2 separate regions of the Homo sapiens genome follow, and region 1 is linked to region 2. The links are chromatin loops, found by intact Hi-C in ENCODE. Cell type or tissue: MCF 10A. All regions are shown on one strand. Each heading gives the region's core, and the rest is flanking DNA. Links, peaks and the distances in the headings are about the cores only. Region 1 overlaps TCF7L2 (transcription factor 7 like 2). Region 2 overlaps TCF7L2 (transcription factor 7 like 2).

Region 1 (11,727 bases), core at 6,128-8,627, 55 kb before region 2:
GCAATGACCCTGACCGATATTAGTATATCTTTCCTTAAGACACATCTTAATCTAACCTTTTTAAGACTCTTTTGCTTTCAAACTCAAAACAGCATAAAAAATAAGCATTGTTGGTGGCACCAGGAGTCTGAACTAAGGGCCTGGCGTGGTCCGCAGCAATAGCCCCCTGGATAAACAGCTGCCGGTGAAACTAAATCACCATCGGAGACCAAAAGGTAAGGGGGGAAAAATGAGATTAGGAACTTTCCCAAATGTTCCATCTCTCCTATCGACCACTGGCCTAGCGTGAGGTGTCAATTTTGACTCCAAAGAGAGCACACGAATTCGCAGCGGTCCCATTATGCGGTCTCTGCTCTCATTGTAAATTCTGTCAACGAAGTCAATCTTATTAACTTCCGCACTGGTTCACACATGACATTTTCTTCAATTTTCTTGCTGACATCAAAAACATCAATTAGCAGCCCGAAAATAGGAAGGAACGAATGACAGCGCCTGATAACGTCGACTATTTGAAGCCAAGGGTAAATCTATTCTCCAGTTCTGAATGCGTTCATTACAATTGCATTTTCAAAGAAGACCTCCAAATAGCAAAGAAAATTAAATTTATCATCTAGAAATGCCTAGAAATTGTTTTTTTAATCCTATGTCTATCTCTCAATCCCAGAGCGTAATACAAAGTATCGCAATTGAGTTTTATGATAACATGCCACAACTTTAATAGAAAGTTTATAAAATATGCAGCCTGGACCACACTTACTATCAAATAGCAACCAAGGCTTGGGAATAAAATAAAATAAAAAAAACAAAAAAAAAAAAACAAAAAAAAACAAAAAAAAAACTTCCCCAACAGATTGCAGCCTCTCCTGGTAGGGCCTATCCATTTTCCTGGGTTCTCACTATACTCCAGGCAAATGTGTAGGTGAACAAACACACACACACACACACACACACACACACACACCCCCCAGATGACCAGTTGGTTGAAAACTTTAAAAAATGAAAAAGAAAAGGCAACAAAGTCTGTCATTCAAAACCCAAATGTTTTTATGGAGAAAAACCAACACTCTGTCCCTCCCTACAAAACTAAATAAGTCTTACTATCCACATACCCCTTTCTCTTCTTTAAGAAACAAGTTTCCAGTAAAATTTCCCCTCTTCCCACTGATCACCTCAAGACAGACATATAAGCCTCGTCCAAATAGTCCAAGCCAGAGACAAAACCATTATTCATCTGCCCAATGTGCTTCACCTAATTATCACCCATTTGCTTTTAATTGACTTTTTCTCTCCAAAATCAAACAAATAAATAATAAAAAACATCAAGGGTTCTCCCCTGGCCAGAAAATTAAAACACCACCAGTAAATTCTCGACCCCGTCTGCTGGGCTGAGCCCAGCGAGTCCTGGAAATGGTTGGAAATGGACCGAAAAACACAGCACCAAAAAAAACTTGGTTTTTGCAGTCTTAAGAGAAAAGCTTATATTTATTTTATTATTTATTTATGGGGGCGGGGGGTGGGGGCGAGCAAGCTAATGTGCCCGCTTTGTGTGCCGTATCACAGCTCCCAGGGAGGGAGGCGACGCAACTTCGGTGCCTGCCCCAGACAACCGCCTCGGACTTGTGGCGGAGCAGAAACAGCAGCTACACCCCGGTAAACAGATTGCATTCCTGCGGCCCATTGATTTTTTGATCTTTTGACATTTTTTAGTTGCTTCCATTCCCTTCCTTGTCTTTTCTTCAATGTCACAAAAGACAAAAAATGTCTAAACAATTGAGGGCAGAGATATCTATTAGCTGTCAGACCGCCGTTTCCCGGCATTGACTAAGCGCGCACCACAAAGAATGCCGAGAACTGGTAAGATGACAAATTATATCATTCTTTTTTTCCTTAAATAGGGATAATCATATTCCAATACCTTGCCTTCTCCTAGCCAACCAAAACGTGCTGTGAGAGAAGGGAAAGAAATCTCATTGTATCCTGTTCTGTAATTTCTATTACGTTAGCTATATTTGTTGGGGGGAGAAGAGAGAGAGAGAGAGAGAGAGAGGGAGAGAGAGAGAGAGAGAGAGAGAGAGAGAGAGAGAGAGAGAGAGAGAGAGAGAGAGAGAGAGAGAGAAAATCCCTTCAAGGAAGGTAGCAACATATTTCAGGTTGTAGCATCTAGGAGAAGCAAAGCATATCTTCCTGATTATTTTCCCCAAAGAACTGCTTCCATAGTGCGAGTACCACATTAATAAAAGAAACAATTTGTTATACTTAGGGATGAAAGACTGTTAGAGAATGAACTGATGTCCCCTAAGTTATTTGTTTCCCCCTGAAGACAAGCAAAGGCGTTCTTTCAAAGCAGTTAAATCGTAGATTTGATGTACAGCCAACCTCAACTTTCTAAAACCTAAAATCTGAAACTTATCATTCCCATTAAATAATGCCCCGACAGGAATGTTTTAAATATTGTTTCAAATGGGTTCTCTCTGCTTGTGATTTGACTGCAATGAACATGTTGTACATCTATGATTTCAGTGTTAAAATTCAAACCACACTCATACTGCGTTTTCCTTCAAAACCAATAATCAACAATTTATGGACAAGAAAGCTAAAATGGATCAACTTTACACTTGCATTTGAGAAGATTAATGATTTTCTTTCAAGAAAGCAGTGTGTTAGGAACATTAGCTTTCAACATTTATTTTTGTATGTAATAAAAAATATTAAAATGTATGATTTAAAATCTATTTACCTAGATTATCTATGGATCTATTTTATAAGGAAAGACTATTTAACCCTTTTTAAAAAATAGGCCCAAATGTGTAGGATGCACTTGGGGCGGGCGGGGGGGAAGCAGCAAAAAAAGAAATGTTTCAATTTACAGTAACTACCTTGTAATCTTATAAACAACGATTTCACAAATAAGCAAAGGATCCCCAGGCTTAATCTGTACTTTCATTTCTATTTTATTTACATAGACTCCTACTTGATATTTAACATATAATGTTTATTTTTCTGTTTTCAAATATGCTTTTAACAGAGACTACATATTTTAAGATACTGGCAATGTTTGCACTATTACACTACAAGGGAAAATATTAATTAGGTCTAATTTAGATTATAAGTGATAAAATATAACTAATTCAAATTCAGAGGGAACAAAGTCCTATTGTGCTTTTAGGAATTGTATGCAATAACACCACAATACTTGAGAGTATCAAATCTATGATTTTCAAACACAAGTTCAAACTGGCAAATATAAGAACATATTTATAACCTACAAAAGGGGAAGGGGAAGGGAAAAGAGGGAGAAAATGATAAATTTAATTTTTCATCAGATTATCATGATAAACTATACATAACCAATCCAGTTTTTCTGCTCCTAAGACAAACATTTCTGCATTGTTGTCAGCTACATACATCTACCTTTTCTTAGAAAGCCTACCATAGTCAAATAGGCTCATTCACACATTGAGTAAAATAGGATTGAAGTTCCTCAAATCATTCCATAATATTAGAAGACAGGTAAGGAGCTATATCGATACACATCTTCATATTGTTTGAGGTTTCTATTTTTAACTTTATGAAATCAAATATGACGTGACAGCAGCCTGTTTAAGGGGGAAGGGTGCTAAGGAATTAGAGGAGGCAAGCAGAGACACACGCACACACATTCACAAAACTGACCACAGGTTGTGGACGGGATGGTCGGTAGTTGTGGTTTTTAAAACCGCGCGCTGTCCTTGAAATGGAGGCCGCACACAGCTCCATTAGATACAGATCCAGTGCTCTTGATCTATTATTTACAAAGAAAAACCCTTCACTGCTTAAGTGCCCCTTCTACTTCAGCCTTCCATTTCAACAGCATCAAACAACTTGGTGGGGGGAAAAACACAAGACACAACAACTTGTGTTCATCACAACGTTCCGTGCAATTCAAAATTCTACTTGGATGGGAAAAAAAATTAGAATAACCTGAACACAGGATGTTGGCTAAATGACAAACAAATGAGAGGTTTGTCATTTTCTAACAAGCGATACAAGATTTGATCATCTTTCTGTAAGAGAAATTTCTATTTGAAAAGAAGGGAAAAAATTCAGGAAAACTCATTTTACCTCAAGGATGTGAAAAGAAATGTTTTCAAAATGTATATTTGGTATGAAATTCTTTAATTATCAAGTCTGCTCTTTAAGTCAAACTGCATTCGATCTAATTAGTAAGCTTAGATCTCACCTTCATGCTGAACTTTAAACTCTCTGAAGCCAATTAAAAACTATTTAAATGAATATTAAAAGGATTCCTGTGATCATTTCTGACATGACAGAAAACATGCTTTCCAGCAAAAAATAGGTTTACACAGCTTGCCTACATTTCACAAAACATTTGAGTTTTGCATTTAATCTGTGTATTACCCTTTTTCGATTCTGCCATCCAACGCTCTTCCTCAGCTGTTTTATCATCCCTGTTCAAGCATATCTGCTGCCAATACAGTTTTAACTGCAATTAGAACTGCTTTATTATTCAGTGCTCTTCAATTTTCAATAACTTAATTAAGATTTACTGGACGGTACCTATTTCCTACTTTCATTTCAATACGCTATTGAATTGGGCACACATGGAAATGTAGCAATAACAAGTTGGAATCTGGAAAAAAATTCTTAGCAATTTTCAATCTGATAAGCCAAAGCAAACTGAGACTACAGTAAAACACATACTCTTTCTCTCTCAGTCTAGGCCTTGAAATCGCTTTTTGAGAATTAATAAATTATTCTGTTTGCTTAGGAAATTAAGTGCTCCCGTGCAAAGCCATTACAATTAACACTACTAAATGTGTTAGGTTACACTAAAGAAATCCTCACAGTATAATTATATCAATGAGTCAGTTAACTCACATATATTAATTCAATTTATCTTCATTTTGAACCATGTGGACTGATAGATTGTCATCATTAGAAATGACAAAACTCCACGCTGGAGGAAAATACAGACCTGCTAATGCCCTGACTTCTCCTTAAGCCCACACACCATTGACTCCACTAAGGGCGCCTCCAAGATATCAAGGGATGTATTCTCTGCTAAGGACCAAAAAGTCAGAGCTTCTGATCGAGATGCAAAAAAATATCAGTTGGACTCTCCAGAACCTACAAACCGGTATCAATAAAGAAAATTCCAACACAGAAATCTCAGTGCTAATAAGTTCTTAAGACAAAGACCATTATATATTTAGTACTAAAGGAATATTCATCCAATATTCCTTGGGAAAATGCTACAAAATAAATGCCATTTTCCCCAACCATGCAACCTACTGATAAGCATTTCTGATTAAAAAGGAACTACAGTGCCAGAGCAAACATATTAACCAAGAGAGCTCAGCTGGGGATATTGTCAGTAAATAAGATGTTACCAGGCAAAGCAATTCCAGGATTGTTCACAGGGATTTCCTTCTGAAAACTCACAGGATTAGAGGGGGCCTTATTAAGATTTTAACAATCATGAGACTATGATTTGACCTGTAACAACTGATAGTCCAACGAAACCCATCATGATGGTCATCCTGGGTTTTGAAAAGTGGAATCACAGTGGGAAATTCAAGGCTAAGTGACTGGCTTTGCATTTGATTCTTAAAAGGCTGATTTTTATATTTAACATCTTAAAACATCTGACCCAAATATTCTTATTCCCCTCTCTCTTAAAAAAAGGTCCTTGGAAAACTAACATGGAAATCCTTGGGTTTATGATGCCCCAAACGTCATTATTTATCTCTAATGGGAAACAAATTAGATGGTGAGGAGCCCAGGAAAACTAATTTAATTTCTTTAAATGCTGCAGAAATAAGAGAAACCACACAGTTCTTTGGGGCTTGGAGAACTGGAAGCCATCAAGACTAACAAGGACAAAGGGTCACAAATTCTAAAGGGGGTGAACACTGTTCTAAGAAATGCCTCACATCTCCTTCTAGGTGAAGGTGCGAGCAACACAGAACCCCCCTTTCAAGAGAAGTCATCAACCTGGCCAGTGTGTCCAGCCCAGGCAGCTCATCCTATGAGGATGTCCTATGCCCTGTGATTCATGTCTAAATAGCCACTGACCAGTTTGTTAATCAAGCACTGGTGGGGAGGTGCGGGGGAAGAATTAAGTAAGGACATCAAGTTGCTTTGGTAAGTTATAAGTTGTTGATGTAGTCAAAATGACAATATTTCCAATTCACCTGCTTACGGGTGTTTGTGCTCTTATTAGCGATCGGGACTATTACTGGGCTGCTCCTGTACTGAAGTGCAGGGAGAGAGGCTGAAGAAACTGCAAGCTGTCAGGATTTCACCGACTTGACAAGGCAGACCGGGTTGGCCAGTGTTTGGGTTTTTGGTTATAGAACCCAAAAACTCCTGTCACTCATGAGGTCCCTAATTAACTACTGCTACTACATCAATATGACAAAAATAAGGGAATTTGCTTTTCAGATAACGGTGACTCTCTGCTACAACCAAGAGTTAATATTAACAAATGAATTGGAAGCAGAGGAGAAGAAGCCATTTTATAAACCGCAATGACAAATAGAAACCCACCAGAAAAGCATAATCAGGGAAAAGCCTTCTACCTTTTATTTTATTCTTTTTAAAAGGAGGAGGATCTGAATACACAGAAACACTGGCCAAACTCGCCTCCCATGATTGCCTCATAAGCTTAAAACACAATATTGCTTGCCTCTGGAGAAAGACAACATGCCTCCATAACATCAGAGAGAAGGTGACAGTACAGGACAGTACGATCCCATTCTGAAATTGCTTGGTTTTCATTAACAAATAAATGATGTTTTGGTGGACTTTGAACTTTTGCTGTTCACATGAAGTTTAGGAATGTTGGCAAGGAAAGGCACCCAAATCCAGTAAGTTGATTTAAACACTATTAAGTAAGCACGGGAAATTGCTGTGCCCTTTACAACACGTATGTGTTCTCAGAGAAATTAGGTGTGCACACACCCAAGCCCCAAGCTGCTACAGGGAATTATGAGACCAGGGGAGGAGATTTTAGGAAAGCAAGTCCTTCTGAGCCTTGCCAGTCGCTAGCCGGGTGGTGATTTCACCTCTGCCCCAAGATTGGTGCTGCATGCCAGGGAAGAGAAGTGTGCGTGTGCACGCATGTGTGCATGTGTGTGTGTGTGAACATGCCTGGCCCCTTCTGCTGACAGCACAGCCTCTACAGACAACACAGCCTCTACCTCTTTCCTAAGCTCCTTGTAAACATACCCAGAGGCTAACATACAATGGGCACATCCAGTGAATAATAAAGTAAAATTGAATTATGTCATGCCTCCACCATAGCAACGCCTATTGGCTCTCTCCTCTCTCCAGAAGAGCCCTGCCAATGTTCCTGCTGCCATGTGGAGCTGGGAGTATACTCCCATTAGGCACAGATGGAAAGCATGTCGCAATCACCTGCCCAAAGCAGACTGTGAAACTGGTTTCAAATGCAACCAGGCATCTTAGTACAGTCTGGACGGTGGTGTTATTTTTTTCAAAACCATCTTGTTTTTGTCTAGCATCTCCTCAAGGAAGTTTAGGCGTGACTATTTCTCATAATCTAAGTCTCACATGAAAACAGCCCCATTTTACAGACAGAAAAACAAACAAGCTCAGAGGATTTAGAAGAATTGATTTGAGATTAGCTGGTTAATAATTTTATTTATTTATTTATTTTATTTATTTAAAGAAAAGGTGTCACTCAGTTGCCCAGGCTGGAGTGCAGTGGCGTGATCACAGCTCATTACAGCCTCCACCTCCTGGACTCAGGTGATCCTCCCATCTCAGCCTCCCGAGTGGCTGAGGTGATGGGCACATGCCACCACGCCTGGCTAATTTTTGCATTTTCTGTAGAAATGAGGTTTCACCATGCTGCCCAGGCTGGTCTCAAACTCCTGGGCTCAAGTGATCCTCCTGCTTTGGCCTCTGAAAGGACTGAGATTACAGCCGTGAGCCACCGCACCCAGTTGGTTAGTAATTTCAGCAAATGAAAATGAGGAGGAGGAATTATTGCTGCTGTTTCCATAAACACAGTAGACTCTTCCTGGTATCCTTCCCTTAGGTGCACTTGGAGATTCATTCACTGATTCAATAAATACTGATTCAGTGCCTATTTCATGCCTGGCTCTGTTCTAGGCACTAGGGATAGATAGATATATCAGTGAATCAAAGTCCTGCCCTCAGGGAATTAATAATCTAGAGAGGGAGATAATTATTTACAACTGTCAAAAAGCTGACAGATACACCCCAGAGTACCTTGATGGTATAATTTCCTCAAAGTCAGTTAACCTCTAACAGAAACCAGTTCTATGACCATCCAGCCCAATGTTCAATTCACTTCAATTATTCTATGCCCCGGAAAATATAACTGAAAAGCTTGATTTATATGCTAGAGAAGAAGCACAAGTTTTTAATCACCACTTAGAAAAAAAAAAAAAAAGGAATCCCAAATGCTAAATTATGCTGTCAAATCATCTAAAGATGAACAGCTATTTGCACTGGAGGTCAGAGAACATTACAGACTTGGGGAATATGGTGTTAACAGTCAGATCCCCTTTTTTCATACCAATCTAAACTCAGAGCTGTTGGCTATTTTGTCTGACCCATACAATTGGCCAGATTAGTCTATGATTGGGACAGAAACATTACGGGCACTCAGGGATTGCTCATGAATACCAATTAATATTAATTTGGATTTCTTCTCTTTGACCCAGTACATAGCATAGGCTTTCTTGTACTTCCATACTTAATTTTAGGGCTTTATAAACTACAACAACTCAAACTACTGGCATGAACCCTTTTAACATTTTTAGCTCCTTTTCCAACTATAAATTAGGTAAAATATATAGATGTAGGGGTCAAAAGCCAGCAATTAGAATCGACATTGTCCTTCACTATAATTTTGGGGCAGCCAGGCTTGTGAGAAGAAGAGCTTCCTTTACCAAAGACATGTGTATACTACATGTTTATTGCTGTGTCTCACGTATAAATATATAGAACCAATTAAGGACTGGTTAAGTGCTGTTTGTTGCAGATATTTACATGTGAAAACACTGCTTCTGAAAAATCTTTTAGGAAAAAAATTCGTAAAAAAAAAAAAAAAAAAAAACCCCAGTAGACAATCTCAAACATTTCAAAGAAAATGTTAGAATTGGAAATTCTTTAAACAGTTTCTACAATTGACTTTTTTACAATTATTCAGACTGTGATGGCCTGATGAAAAAGTTATTAGAACCTAGTATAACAACTAAAAGTTCATTATTATCTACAAAGATAATATTTTTTAAAATGCATCTTTATTCAGGCATCAGGGAGGAAAAAAATTGATTTCTCTAACAGAAGAGCTTCCCAAATTCAGAGGAAGAAGTCAAGAATTATCATGCTTGTTTTAAACCAAAAATATAACTGACGTGTTTAACATTTTATAAACATGTTTCTTTAGAGGCTTCAACAGGTGTTTTCAAAATGTAAGCATAGCAAAGCTATTTTCTGTATGAAATGATGTTATAATCTTCAAACAAGTCACTTTTTAAAAGATCTATAAAATATTATACATTCTGATATAAGCCATGATTTAATTAGAATATTTAAGTTATCAAAGAGGCAGGTAAAACAGCAAAATGAACCATATGCACATTATGTTTCAAAAAACAACTGAGGCCATTGCATCTAAGCCTGTTGATTATAAAAGCTGTATGGGGCTTCACTTTCTAACTCTTGAACACCAGATGTCAGGATGCTTAACACATCCACCAGCCTTTCATAATATCTCACTTAAATCCCACACCCAGCCAGCACAGTGGCTCATGCCTGTAATCCCAGCAGTTTGGGAGGCTGGGGCAGGTGGTTGACCTGCGGTCAGGAGTTCGAGACCAGCCTAGCCAACGTGGAGAAACCCTGCTTCTACTAAAAACACAAAAATTAGCTGGGCGTGGTGGCAGGAGCCTGTAATCCCAGCTACTTGGGAGGCTGAGGCAAAAGAATTACTTGAACCCAGGAGGGGAGGTTGCTGTGAGCCTTGATTGCACCACTGCACTCCAGCCTGGGCGACAGAGCCAGAGCCTGTCCTGTCTCAAAAAAATAAATAAACAAATAAAAATTAAAAAATAAATCCCACACCCTTACTGGGACATTGATAGCACTATCCCTATTTTATAGATGGTAAAACTGAGACTCCAGGAATAAAATTGTTTCCCCAAGATAACACCGTAAGTGGCAGAATCAGGATTTGAGCTCAGGTCTTCTGACCCTAACTCCCTGCTCTTCCCAATCCCATGGCTAAATCCCCTTCAAGTCAACACTACATGGCAGGGGTTCATGATGGAAAATGCCAGTGCGGCAATTCTAAAGCTGGAAATACGCTCCTTTCTGATCAACACATTACGTTATGTGGCCCATGTGTGCACGCGCGTGTGTTTGTGTATACACACTGTCGGCAGGGATTGTAGTGGTTAAGGGGACAGTTGGCAGGTATGGTGGTACAATTAGTACAGATAAACCCTCAATAGCCTATCTGCCTTCTGATTTTTAAATAAACAAAGGCTGAATACTATAATTAAGATCAGAGTGCCTCTGAAAGACCATATGGCAAAACGAAAATTAAATGAAAAAGTCACCGGCAGGGAATGGGAGAATATGTTATTCCTAAAGTGGAAGAAGTGATTTTTGAACAAATGCTTTTTAACTCCGATGCCTGGAGGAAAACAGCAACCTCCCTGCAGAAATGACGGCCACGACCAGGGCAGGCAGTCCTGGGAAGAAATGGAGCGCCCTGGCCCTGCAGAGGCCGGAAAGGGAATACCACGTCCATACTGCAGGGGGCGCCCCGCGGTGCTGCCAGCCTAGGCTGACCTTGCCCAACCTCTCAGGCTAGGGGGTTCCTCAGGGATAATGCAAACCTAGAAAAGCAGTCAGTGCAGTGGTCGGCCACACTGATGCCTGGAGGTCCCTAGAGTCCTACTCCTTTTCTTAATACTGAGAAAACAATGGCATCTCTATGCCCACAATGGCTTCAGTGTGCACCCCTCCCCCCCACAATGGCCCCATTCAATCCCCCACCATGAGCGATTGCCCCAAGTTTAACGGCCTGTGTTAGGAGAGCACCGGACACAAAAGGAGGTGTTTCCAGGTTCAGTGAACACTTTACACCCATTCATCAGGGAAGGGACAAAAGCGATTCCCCACTTCACCTCAGGCGGAGCAGAGGCTGGGGGCTCTGTCATCCTCACCAAAATGCAACCTTTGCCTGGTGGGGTGGGGGGGTCCACATTGTGTTTAAGGATCACTGTGCAAACATGGTTCCTGATTATTCTACCTCCAGCTAAAAACATTTGCATAAAAACGGGATTCTTTTGTCCCCTAAGAAGAGCCAAGAGGAAGCTTGGTGGGGAAGTATGGGGGCAAAGGGGGCTGGAGGCTCTCAAAGGAAGACCAAGAAGGTCAGCCGACAGACCCTAAATTATACTTTGGAATCTTTATTAGGAAAATAGCCCACCTCTTTCCTTACATTCAGTTTTTACTAGGGTTCACTGCTATTTTTATTAAGGAACCTAATGTTTACTTTGTGTAATTGCTTTAATTACTAAGTGCCCCTGCCAGCAACGCTTGACCAATATAGGCTGCTTTAAGAAACACCATTATTTCACAGGACCCAAAAGCATTATTTCCCTAATTGCAAGTGATGTACCTTGATTTTTTTGTTGTTTTTTTTTTTTTTTTTTTTTT
Region 2 (11,727 bases), core at 5,278-7,777:
ACAGGGAGGACTGGTGACAGCCTCAGATAACAGAATCAGATTAATGTCCCATCCGGTGTCAAGTTTCCTTTGGCCCTCAGAACTCACACTCCCTCCTGTGTCCACCAGGTTCCCATCTCCCGCTCTCCTCTCCTCTCCATCCCTCACTCTCATCTTCCCTCCAGCCAGAGCAGTGCCACATTCCAGGGCCACCACAATCTCAATCCATTCACCAGCACTGTAAAATGCCATGACTTCATTGTTTAAGAAACTGGGAGGACACAAGGAGCCTGTCTTTTGGCCCAACATAAAAGCAGCCACACAGTTTGGTTGGGTGGCCCCCGAAGCCCATGACCGTCAAAAAGGAAGTTTATCAGTAAATATAAGCATTAGCCTATCATCAGAGAGTATGTCTCCCTAAAGTCAAATTTGCAACCCCAAACACTACTCCAAGGATATAAGACATATGTAGGCATCGGGTGGGGCGGGTGTCATGAGCTTAGAGCTATTTCTTGAAGTAGGGCTTAGGAGGGCCACCCGCAGAGAGATTACAGGCACGGTATAACTTCACAACAAAAACACTGTACTGTTTGCAAGCACTCCAGTAAAAGTAGGAGACAGAGAATTGAAATTCAGAGTTCGCAGGTCCAGAATTCATTCCGTGCATTGCTTCCTCGAATGTAAAATGAGAGACCTGATGCACAGTCCCCAACTAATTATTCATGATACATGTGTATCTATAAACAGACACACTCTCTACCTTTTGTGGCTGTTAATGTTTAGGACAAAACCATCATGCCCAATGTATTATTCAGTCTTTGGTAGTAAAGGCCTCAAAATGAAACCCCCAGTCATTTATTAAGACCCTGGAGTCTCCCTTGGGCTAGAGACCCCAGGGGGACTGTAATAGACCACAGAGCCCTGACCTCCAGGTTCAACTCCTTCTCCAGCTTATATTAAAACACTTAATGGACGCTTAATTGGACCGAATTTTACCTAGATGGCAAAAACTAAATAATCTGGCCTAGAAAGACTAAACTATCTCTTAACCATTATCTGTTTATATTCTCACCTGCCACCCTATCCCCAAAAGGTGGTGTGTGGGGGAAGGGGGAGACAGTAAGAAAAAAAAAAAAGTGCAGTAGCCATAGAAGAACCACACAAGAAAGAAATGTGACCAGAAGCAGCAAGAGAAACTTCTACGTCAGGAAAACATTAACTTCTGTTCCTACTGTGTTAGACCTAAGGGCTAAGGTTTTCACGGAAACCTTATGTGGTCCATTTCCTCGTAGCGAACATGGATGTATTTTGTGAGCACTTGGGAAGCAAGAGACAAGAACTAAGCAGGCACTAGGAACTTCTAGTTGAGGAGGGAAGCAGCCAGCTCTCCAAGATGATGTGGCAACAGCAGGGGTAGGCAAAGAACACAGGGGTTTGAGGAGAGCCTTCTGCAAGTGGCTCCAAACTTTAGCCTTGGAAGAGGTGATAGAGGACTGGTTCAGTGGCTTCCTTCTATCAGTCATCTTCATGAAACTCATTTCTTCCACAGTCACACGATGTCTGCTGAAGAGTATGTCCAAGCGATTCCAGTCATGGTGTACAACTCACACTTTTGCTCTCTACACCCTCAACCCCAACCCCAGCAAAACTTTAATGAAAATCGCCTTGCCTTTTGTTAATAACAAAATAAACAGATGTAGAATGACGGTGTTTGCCTCTTTCCTTTTATTTGTGCCATGCTTCTAAAGCTCTCTCCACTTCTAAGTCACCAAAGAGATTCTTTTAGAAACATCTTCTAGCTCTCAAGGAAGAGACTAAAAATCCTGACACTCTCGAGAGGGCAGGCGTTGCCAACTTTTAACTCCTCACCTGCTAGTGCGTTCGCCAGCGAACAAACTGGGAATTCCCTTTGTCAAGAAAAAGATCAGAACGTGAACTGTACAGTTCCAGGGGAGGATCAATAACCGTCAGAGGGAAAAAGGGAGAAAAAGCAGGCACTTAATTCACTGCCCTTTCATCTCCACGGAAGAGCAAATTTCCTAGGTGACACGGCCCTCCCTTGCCTCCAAAGTCTGGTCCAACTAATAACGTGTGAAATATTTGTGTGATCTGCACCCTTTCTCACTAATACCTGCGACAATTACTACACGTATCCTCACTCACACCTAGACATAAGAGGGAAATTGGAAATTGAAGTTTCAAAAGTCACTGGAGAGATTAATCCACCTGGGCTGAGTTTACGCTGTTCCCTTAAATTAAGGAAATGTATAGGAAAGTGGCCGCGTTATCTACTGAGCACCCCAAGTGAAGGATAGGCAGATCTCCATGCAGACGCTGGACCTCAGAATACACTCTGTCCCAGCGAGGCACAGAGAACTGCTGTCATCCATAAGCTCTTTGCAAAATGACCAAAAAAACACAGGTCTCCACTTCACCAACGGGGGACCATGCCAGCTGGCAACCAGCCTTGGGAAACCCTGTCCCCCAAGGGTCACTGAAAGAAGCCATGAGGTCAAGAGCTTGATTTTTGTCGGGGGGGTGAGGGGTGGTGCAGGTAGGGGCCACAAGGTTGGAGGCTTAAATATTTGAATAACAGATTCAAAGGGAGGAGGGTAAACGCACACATCAAGTTTGATCGTGGATTCCCAAGACCTCTTGTATCTGTGAGATAACCAAGGAGCTTACTATCCACCAGCCCTGAAGTCCTCAGGCCTCCCAGATAAAAAATGCAAGATTTTGCCTAGATGTGATAGGGTTCTGAGGCAGCCAGGACTCCACATGGGTGGCTACTAGGTCATCGTCACACAGCAGCCAGCCACAGCTGCCTCGCACTCAGCCACAACAGGCGATCCAGCCATTCTGGGCGGCGTCTTCTCCTTGGGGACACAGCGCCTCTTTCCAACAACACTGTTCCCTATGTATTTTGGGCATTCCATGATCACACAGCGTACCAATTTACACTTCCGCATCTAGAAACACAGTCTTCTGGGAAAAACCTGCTCTTTTCGGTATGGCTGGGGAGTTGTGCTCTAGCTTGTAATTTGGGTTAAGGAAGTGACTTCCTGACTGACAGGAAGCAGAAGCCGAAGCTGACTTTAGCTGCCTGCAAACCCCTCGCTTGGAGAGAAAGCCTGAAGTTCTCCAAGAGAAGAAAGCTACTTATCAGGGAATCTTCCAAGAACAGAAACCTCTCCCCTGACCCCCCCATTTATTAAAACAAGTTTATCTAACAAACAACTCGAGTGCATTCGGTCCTGAAGAAGTAAGCTCAGTCACTGCTTTTGTAACAACACAGTCCTTTTAAGGCTTCTAAGGACATAATTACCAGTTGAGTTTTGAACTTTGCCCAGATAAAGGCCAATACACCAGGCTTTGCTGTTTGTTTCTCGAATCAAGTAAATTCAAGTGTGAACAGAATTCTGGATCTCCTCTGTGCCTGCAATTCCTTCTCTCAGACATAGTTACTTGCTGCCCCCCTTTATCACTAAATGCATTTTTATGGAGAGCCAAATACATTTTGTTTTTTAAAATTCCAACCACTTGATTTTTGTTCTATCTGAGCATTCTGAAGAACAAACACTAACAGGGTATCCGCTGAACAGCTAAGATGTAAATGTTATCAGAAATCACACTTCCTTTCCTAAAGCCCACTGTCATATCCACCGGGGGCGGATAATCTACATGCCAGCAAGCTTTAAAAACTGACAATATGCAAGGCTAACATTCAAATTTAAAAAGAAACACCCTGCTGTTCCTTCACACACACACACCCCAAAAATGGTATGCAGAAATATGGAAGTGAATGGCAGATAATTAAGGAGAAAACAATCTGCTCTTTTCCTATCTCTTACTGACATGTTTAATAGTTTCTAAATAAAAAATGTGATTTTCTGTCTTTTTTCTCCCCTTCTCCAAGCAATTTCCGAGCCAGCTTTGGGCAGTAAACAGTTAATATTCCACTCTCCCTGCTGCCTTGAAAACCAAAGGAACAATTGAGACATTGTCCAGTGAACAAGACTCCCAGGGACTGACATTTTTGTTTATGTCCCAGTTCTCAGACTGTCAATTTCCACTAGGCACGTTAAAGCCTGACCCGCGCACCAACACAGTCCACCGTGAGCTGAAAGGGCTCCGCTTCATTTATTTTATTAAAGCTTCGGTGTCTGTTTTTGATTCAAACTCCAAACCTCCCCAACCCCCGCCTTTTCCCCAGAAAGTTGCCTCCTAACTCTGAGACTGTGTTGCAATTCCTTCTTGGAACACTTTGCCAAGAAAAGTAACAAAATATTTTTGAATACCAATGTTTGCATGGTTTTGCCAAAAAGGGTGGGGGGTGGGAGGAGGACCTGAACAAGTGGTCCAGCCTTGAAAGCCGCATGTTTTTATGGAGTTTTGAAAATATTCCTCTGAAATGATATGCAAGCCGGTACCTACGGTGACCTAACAGTCCAAACTCTGGCACTCCGAAAACATTTAAAAGTCCTCCAATGCATCCGAAAAAACCCAAACTTCAGGTTCAAAAACAAAAAGTGTACATCAATATTTTCCTCCCAACCGATGCCACTGCCTGACAAATTGTCTGAGTTATGGCCCTAAAGCTTCCCCTCCCCACACCACTTTCCTACTCTTTTTATCCCCCACTCCCACCTTTTGGGGCATGGGGGGCGGTTGCATTAGTGATTTCGCAGGTTTGGGGTCTTGCTCCTGACACTTTATCTCCATGAAAAGCATACACAGCAGTGAGCACCGTTTCCTGTTTGCAGAGCGGGCATTAACTAAATCACACCCTATGCAGCAGCTACGGAATGCAAGAGCATATGGCATTGTGCAAGGATTTACCGAGGAATAAAAGCAGCAACGCTGGCCTGCTGCTTACTATCAAACCCTGTCACTCTGTGCTTGCGGGTCTCTCTATTTCCCACTGGCCCAAGCCCATCTCTCCATATTAACGTACAGCGCACACACACGCACACACACACACACAGCTCACGACCCAAAACCTGGAACTTTTACAAGGAACAAGACACAGGAAAGCCACATGGATCCAACCCCCCTCAGACCCCTTATTGCTCAGATTGGAGACACAACCCCTCCTTCTCACAAACTGACCAGGAAGCAAAAGGAAGGGGCTGGGGCTATGAGCTGCCCGGAGGATCACAGTGTGGAGTCCATGTTGCCCTCGGGGACCTGACACCAAAACCCGGTATAAAACCACATTTTCCAACGAACCATCTATACCTTTCTTTTCCCTCTCACCCACTCCAAAAACAGCATTTGGCCATCTTCCCATTGCAGACTCTTTGTTTAGAATTGAGGATTCCCCACCCCCTCTTCATCTCTACTCTAAAGGGCCTCTTCAGACCCATTCAGAGCCTGCTCAGGCTGCCCAAGCTGGGGCATCAGACACTGAAATAAATGGTGATACTTTCATGGCATATTTGAATGTAACAAGCCATTCTCTCCCGAAAGGAAGCCCTGTTGGGCAGTCACAAGTTGTTACTGAACCAAGGTTGAAAGACAGAATCCCTAGGGGCCAAAGGTAAGATTGTAACATTTATAGCCACCACCTTCTTCCCCCTTTAAAGGCCCTAATGAACCTACATAGGGCACACGCAAGACATTAACTTCTTCCTGCCAGAAGCTTCTATTTGCTCGATGAGGGTCCTTCTAGGCAAGCACCACAGCTCCAACACCTCCCACTGTTCACATCTTAGTTTGGTTCTTCCTGACCCTCCATCTCAAACAGCCCCCAGCCTGGTCCCTCTCTGTCCCACTGTCCTGCTCTTTCTCTGACATGGCTCCTGTCACTATGTGAAATTACCTTGCCCATTTTCAGCCGACAGAGAGCACAGAAAATAAGACCTTAGCTATGAACTGAATGACCACTGAAAAGGTCTGGCTTTCCACCTGAGAAAAGCCACCTCCCTTCCCTCTGAGCCTCAGTCTCTTCATCCGTAAAATGGAATACTAATACTTAGCCCCCAAAGATCATAAGGATTAACGTAATGTATCTGGAATGTGGCACATCCTGTTAAGTAGCCAACAGATTTATTTCTATTTTATTAGTTATTAATGTATTTAAAATGTTTTCCCCTGTTACTTATTTACTGGTTTTCATCTCTATGCCTTCCTCCCTATACCCTGACCCCCAACAGAAGTCCCATGAGAGCAAGAATATTTTCTTGCCCACTGGTATATTATTGCCTGGGGCCAGGCTCGGTGACTCACGCCTATAATCCCACCACTTCGGGAGGCCGAGAAGGGCAGATCACCTGAGGTCAGGAGTTCGAGACCAGCCTGGCCAACATGATGAAACCCCATCTTTACTAAAAATACAAAAAGTTAGCTGGGCCTGGTGGTGCACACCTGTAATCCGAGCTCTTCTGGAGACTGAGGCAGGAGAATCGCTGGAACCCAGGAGGCTGAAGTTGCAGAAGTATATATTCCCAGCCTGTCTTGTCTCCCCATGGGTAATCACCAAGTATGTGTTTACAGGGTAGGAGAGACAAGAGGAAGGGAGAGAAACCAAGCCAAATGTCTGGCTTCTCAGTTTGGGCAACCAGTGATCACTGTAATGATCATCACCTACTCACAGCAACTTTCCTCAAGTGACATAAAGGGATAAGAACAAATAAAAAGATCTTCATTTGTTATAAGTGGTTTGTGGTCTTCTGACATACACAGAGCAGATAGCATTTCAGTACTGGCCTCCTATTTCTGCACGCTTCCTGGAAAACGCAGAGTCTGGGAGATGTTTGGATGAGACCGCTCTGTAGAGGCCCAAGGCAGGAACTGTGCCCCAGGAAACCGCCCTCAGCTACCCACCAGGCAGCCTCTCCCAGCCTGCCCATCTGAGGCGATGACGCTTTTCCAAGTGGCAAATGAATCATGTCAGACCAAAAGCCATTTTAAAAGTACACTTTGTAAAAAACCCATGCTACAGCACATTTCATTTATTAATTATGCTATGGATTAGGGATCAAAGTGGTAGAAATCTCAGTGTACTCGAAATAAATGGCTTTTGTGGTTACCTAAATCCTCAGAGTCCCCTGGAATGTAATTCCTTAGGCAAAAACAGCTTCCCAGACTTCTTGCCCCCTCTCCCCAATAATATGGGGGAGGGTGATTACTCAGCATCAGACTTGCATGATGCAATTATTTGGGCTTTTAACGTTTCAGTTACATGAAATATGGAATTCTTCCTTTTGAACCGCCCTCCTGGAGACGGGTTTTTTGTTTCTATTATTGAGTCTCAAGCTCTTCCCCTTCTTTCTGTCCTCTACCCTCACTGCCCCACTTCCAATTAGATTCAAATTTAAAATAACATATAAAGATTTTGGGATTCAAACAAATCCCAAGTAATTCGCAAGAAGGCAATGAGGCGCGGTATTCAGCAACGAGCTTTGTGGTCAGAAAGGTCTGGATTTGAATCTTGGCTCTGCCACTTACTTCATAAATTATCTAACTGCTTTAAGCTCTGGTTTTCTTATCTCTAAAATGGGGATAAAATTGCTTCAAGGAGCCTGTTGCAAAGACTGATGAGATAAAATATAGAAAGCTTCTGTCCCAGAGTCAGGAGCCCAGGATCTCGGCTGTATGTGACCAAGAATTATTTATTGCCCTAGCACTTTCAAGTTTTCCAGATATAGGTCCAGTCCACAATTTTTGTATCTTGTTCTAAGTGAGTTGCTTAAAATCATATTTAAAGCCTAGTTTACAAATCAACCCCTTGCTTAGATTCCTACCAAAAAAACCTAATTTCCTTCAATGTGACTGTTAGAGAGCAGATGTCCACTCAAAATCAGAATTCCTGCACCAACTATCTGCAGAATTCGGAGCTACTTAGAGTGGGTACAAAATAAAAGCACAGAGGAAAATACAGATGAATTTGAGGGCATTAAAATTTAAAACTTCTTTCTTTCAAAACCCATCCAAAGCTAGGCACAGTGATGTGCACCTGTGGTCCCACCTATTCAGGAGGCTGGGGCAGGAGGACCTCTTGGTACCAGGAGGTGGAGGCTGTAACATACTATGCTCTTTCCTGTGAATAGCCACTGCAATCCAGCCTGGGCAATGCAGTGAGACTCCATCTCTAAAATAAAAGGTAAAAATGAAAACCCATCTAAAGCAATATTTTAAAACATCACAGCCTAGAAAAAGTATTTCCAACACATATAATCAAGTTTTCAACTTATATAAAGAGTTCCTATAAATCAATAACAGAAAACTATCTGATTCTTTAAAATGAAGAAGGCATTAAACCAGGCAAGCCACAGAGGAGAAAATAAACATATGACCAGATGTTCAACCTCAGGAGTCATCAAATAAAGGCAAATTAGGTAAGATGCCGTTGCATACCCAGCAAATTGGCAAAAATTTTAAGTCCAACAGGATCAAGCATTGGTGTGATTATGAGGAAAGAGTTTATATGCTGGTGATGGAAATACTCATTGATCCAATCAACTCATCCAGTTGTTCTGGAGAGCTTGACAATAGCATGTGAATTAAAATTAAAACCAGCAAACCAATGCCCTACCAATTCCTCTACTTTGGTATGAATCCTAGAGAAACTCATATATAGGTACCTACATACACTTGCCCAAAGGATGGTTATTACAGCAGAATCTGTAATCTTAAAAAACTGTAAGCAACCTAATTAACCATCAATACAGAAATAGAAAGCTGTAGTATATGCATACAATAAATACTACAGAGCAGTTAAAAAGAATGAGCTAAATTTCAATGTACAATGTTGAAAAAATTCAAATGTAATGTTGAATAAGAAAAGCATGCTGCAAAATAAAAATTTAAAAATAAAGAAAAAAATAAAAATAAAAGAAAACATGCTGCAGAATGTTATGTGGAATGTGAAGCCACTTATGTCAAAGTTAAAAACTACTAAGATTATTTATAATACATACGTTAATATAAATAGATGTCGAAAAGTATAAAAACCTGAACTCGGTTTTCATATTAATAACAGCCTGGGAGGGAAGATCATGGGCTAGGAGGGTGAAAAGATTAGTAATTGTTATTTTAGGTGGCAGGTACATGAATGTGTTTGTTATCCTTTGTACCTTTCTGTATTTTTTTGTTGTTGTTGTTTTAATTTTAAAAAAAGCTAGAAAGCAATCAATCTCTCCTGTCCTGGAGAACAGACAGAACAATCAGACACAGCCACTAAAAACAGGGAAGCCCACCTCTAACTTCTCTCCCCAAAGCTTGTCAGTGTGACAAACTTTGAGATAGACACCCTAAGGGGAACTGCCAAACATCATGGAAAACCCCAATACTCAAAGATCCAAATTTATACAAAAGATAGATTAGGGAGTGACTACACATAGCATTAAATGGTTGGTGATTTGAGAGAAATGCAAAAACCTTCCATCCATTGTAACTTACCAGAAAGATTTGTGATTTACCCACAAGTTTGCAGACACACATGGTATAAAAGGAGGTATAATTTAGGATGAATAGAAGGCTCATTGTGATGCAAATCTCCCTTTTTTGGTTCCTTTCTTTTGCCATGAGTTCATACCTTTTCCTCCTGGGAACCCACAAAGCCTCACTTCCTCAACAGGAACTAACAGCATCACAAAAGAATGACAGGCCTCCAGGTTCCCTGGTGTAGCCTGACCGGCACCAGCCTAGTCTGGTGTCCGGAAACCTGCCTCTCCCCGCCTGTATGTGTGCCTGATTAAGGCAGCATAACACTGAAGGGTGAGAGTCCTGGCTCCGATGTGAGACTCCTTGGGTTCAACTTCCAGCTTGCCGCCTCCCAGCTGTGTGACCTTGAGTACGTCATCCTCCCCTCAAGCCTCAGTTTCCTCATCTGCCAAATCGGGATAATAACAATAGCTCATTCATAAGGGCGTTGTGAGGATTAAACCTGACAACTTCATAAATTACTTAGAAAAGGCCTGGAGCTAGTGAGTGCTCAGTGAACATCCAGTATTACCATGATCGTGTACTTCTCTCTCCATTTCTCAAGGCATCAGTTCTGTAACGATCAAAATGAGGCTTTTATGTCACTAGACCTCTAAGTTTTCTTTCAACATGTGAATTCTGGGATTAAGTCTAATATTGAAAAGAAAAATCAGGAACAGGGGAGCTAGCATCAGGCAGAACCAAAGCTCCGGTCTATCATTTGCAGACTTTGTAGTAACTGAGGCTCCAGGACAGTGCATGACAAAAAGCTCCCAAAGCCTCATCCCTCAGCTTCTGTTCTGACCTCTGGTATCACACGCCTGCGCCCAGCAGGATCCCGACAATCCACACCCTTGCTACATATCCAGCAGGTTCTACTTTGCCAACTGAAAACTTCTGGAGGAAACTCACATAGGCATCCAGACACCACAGCACTTAGCCAAGCCCAACCCTGCTGGCCTCCGTATGCGGTGCTGGCCACCCCTAGAGTCTCAGCCCATTTCCCCCAAGCCAATGGCCCGCCCTCCCGCTCCTTGACAAATGTCCTCTCTACCCACTCACTTATTCCACACAGACGTCCAAACACGCACTAGCTCACCGTATGTCCTTACTGCCTCTCAATGGGTTACATTTTTCAAATTATGTTCCAAAACTTAACCATGAGATCGTTGGCATGAGAGCTGTGCCTGTGTCCCACGCCAGGCTTGAACTCACAGTGTAGCAGATGAATCAGGAAGAAGGCATCATGGGTTTGCACCAAAAAAAGAATCAGATAAAGAAGTTCGTTTGTATCTTTTTAAAAAGAACAAAGAACCCCTCTTCTTCCAAATTAAAAGTTTAGATAACATTGAAGTTATCACCCTCTTAGAAATATCTTGATTTTTGTATCATGCAATGTCTAATAGAAAGGTGGGAGGAAAAGAGAACTGTAGAGTTCACTGCTGAAGTCCAGTTTGAGTAACTCTCAGAAATACGACTAGATCCGCTGCAATCATTCACAGGTAGAATGCATAAAAATGAATCCGCAGTTCAAGCTTGGTCCATGTGTCATGTCCTCAAGATACATGGGTCATGGAGAGCAAAGAGACATCCCAGCCATGGGAGGAACAAAGTGGGATACATCAGGCCAGCTGAGCCACAGTCCAGCTCCTGAGCCTACGTCCTTTTCCTTGGGTACATCCTCATTCTGGGTTCGGATGAAAAATGTTCCTTTCTCCCATAATTTCATTTGGAACAAGTTTTTAAATGGTGAGTCAGAGAACTTTTGTTCACCAGGACATCTAAATGGACATTTGACAGGGCTCCGATAGATCCAGTAGGGGGCTCAATTTCTGACACTTTCCCAAAAGCTTGACTGCCTAAAACAGCAATGACAGCTGTGACACCTCTACAGCCTCTTACTCTCTCCTCTTTCAGCCTTGGCAGAAATTAATCCATCAATGCATCCTTCCCCTGGAGGCCCTGACACATACAGCCTCAGAATCTCTCTCAACACACTGCTCCCACAGACGCCACCCAGCCTGCAGGTCCAAGTACAAACCCTGCACTCGGCTCAGAGTCCTTGGATCAACACTGTAGCCTTTCGGGGCTGCAGGATCTTCTCACAATTTCTATGTGTCTTAAAGGAAAACGTACAGAACCTTCATCAAATAATGAAGTTGTAATAATCAGTCAAACAGAAATAAACAACTGTATGCTCAGCTTGCCACCAATTTTCCATGATTTAAAAAATAATGCTTCTAGTAATACAAGTAAGTGTTAGTAAGTAGAGGAGACTACACGATACAGGTTAAAGCGACACCTCCTTATTTATCTTATTAC

Evidence for each region. Hi-C counts contacts between places; a loop is a spot of excess contacts. Peaks named below come from ENCODE experiments on the same cell type or tissue, not always from the same donor. Only the 100,000 strongest peaks of a DNase experiment are listed, where the experiment ranks them.
Region 1: a loop joins it to region 2, with 2.5 times the contacts of the local background. A loop is called at or near these places in 10 of 110 quality-filtered maps.

What each region holds. Positions count from the first base shown.
Region 1 is chr10:113,107,755-113,119,481 of GRCh38, reverse strand. All of the region lies in intron 5 of TCF7L2 (transcription factor 7 like 2), which reads right to left. Among named protein-coding and RNA genes, the nearest start is that of SNORA87, 68 kb to the right of the region's middle. In MCF 10A, for the core only: no CTCF peak of the experiment used is centred there; a DNase peak (open chromatin) is centred at 7,381.
Region 2 is chr10:113,051,931-113,063,657 of GRCh38, reverse strand. All of the region lies in intron 5 of TCF7L2 (transcription factor 7 like 2), which reads right to left. Among named protein-coding and RNA genes, the nearest start is that of SNORA87, 12 kb to the right of the region's middle. RefSeq lists enhancers at 4,887-5,515, 6,307-6,806, 8,734-9,712, 9,713-10,691 and a silencer at 9,454-9,748. In MCF 10A, for the core only: no CTCF peak of the experiment used is centred there; DNase peaks (open chromatin) are centred at 6,817 and 7,097.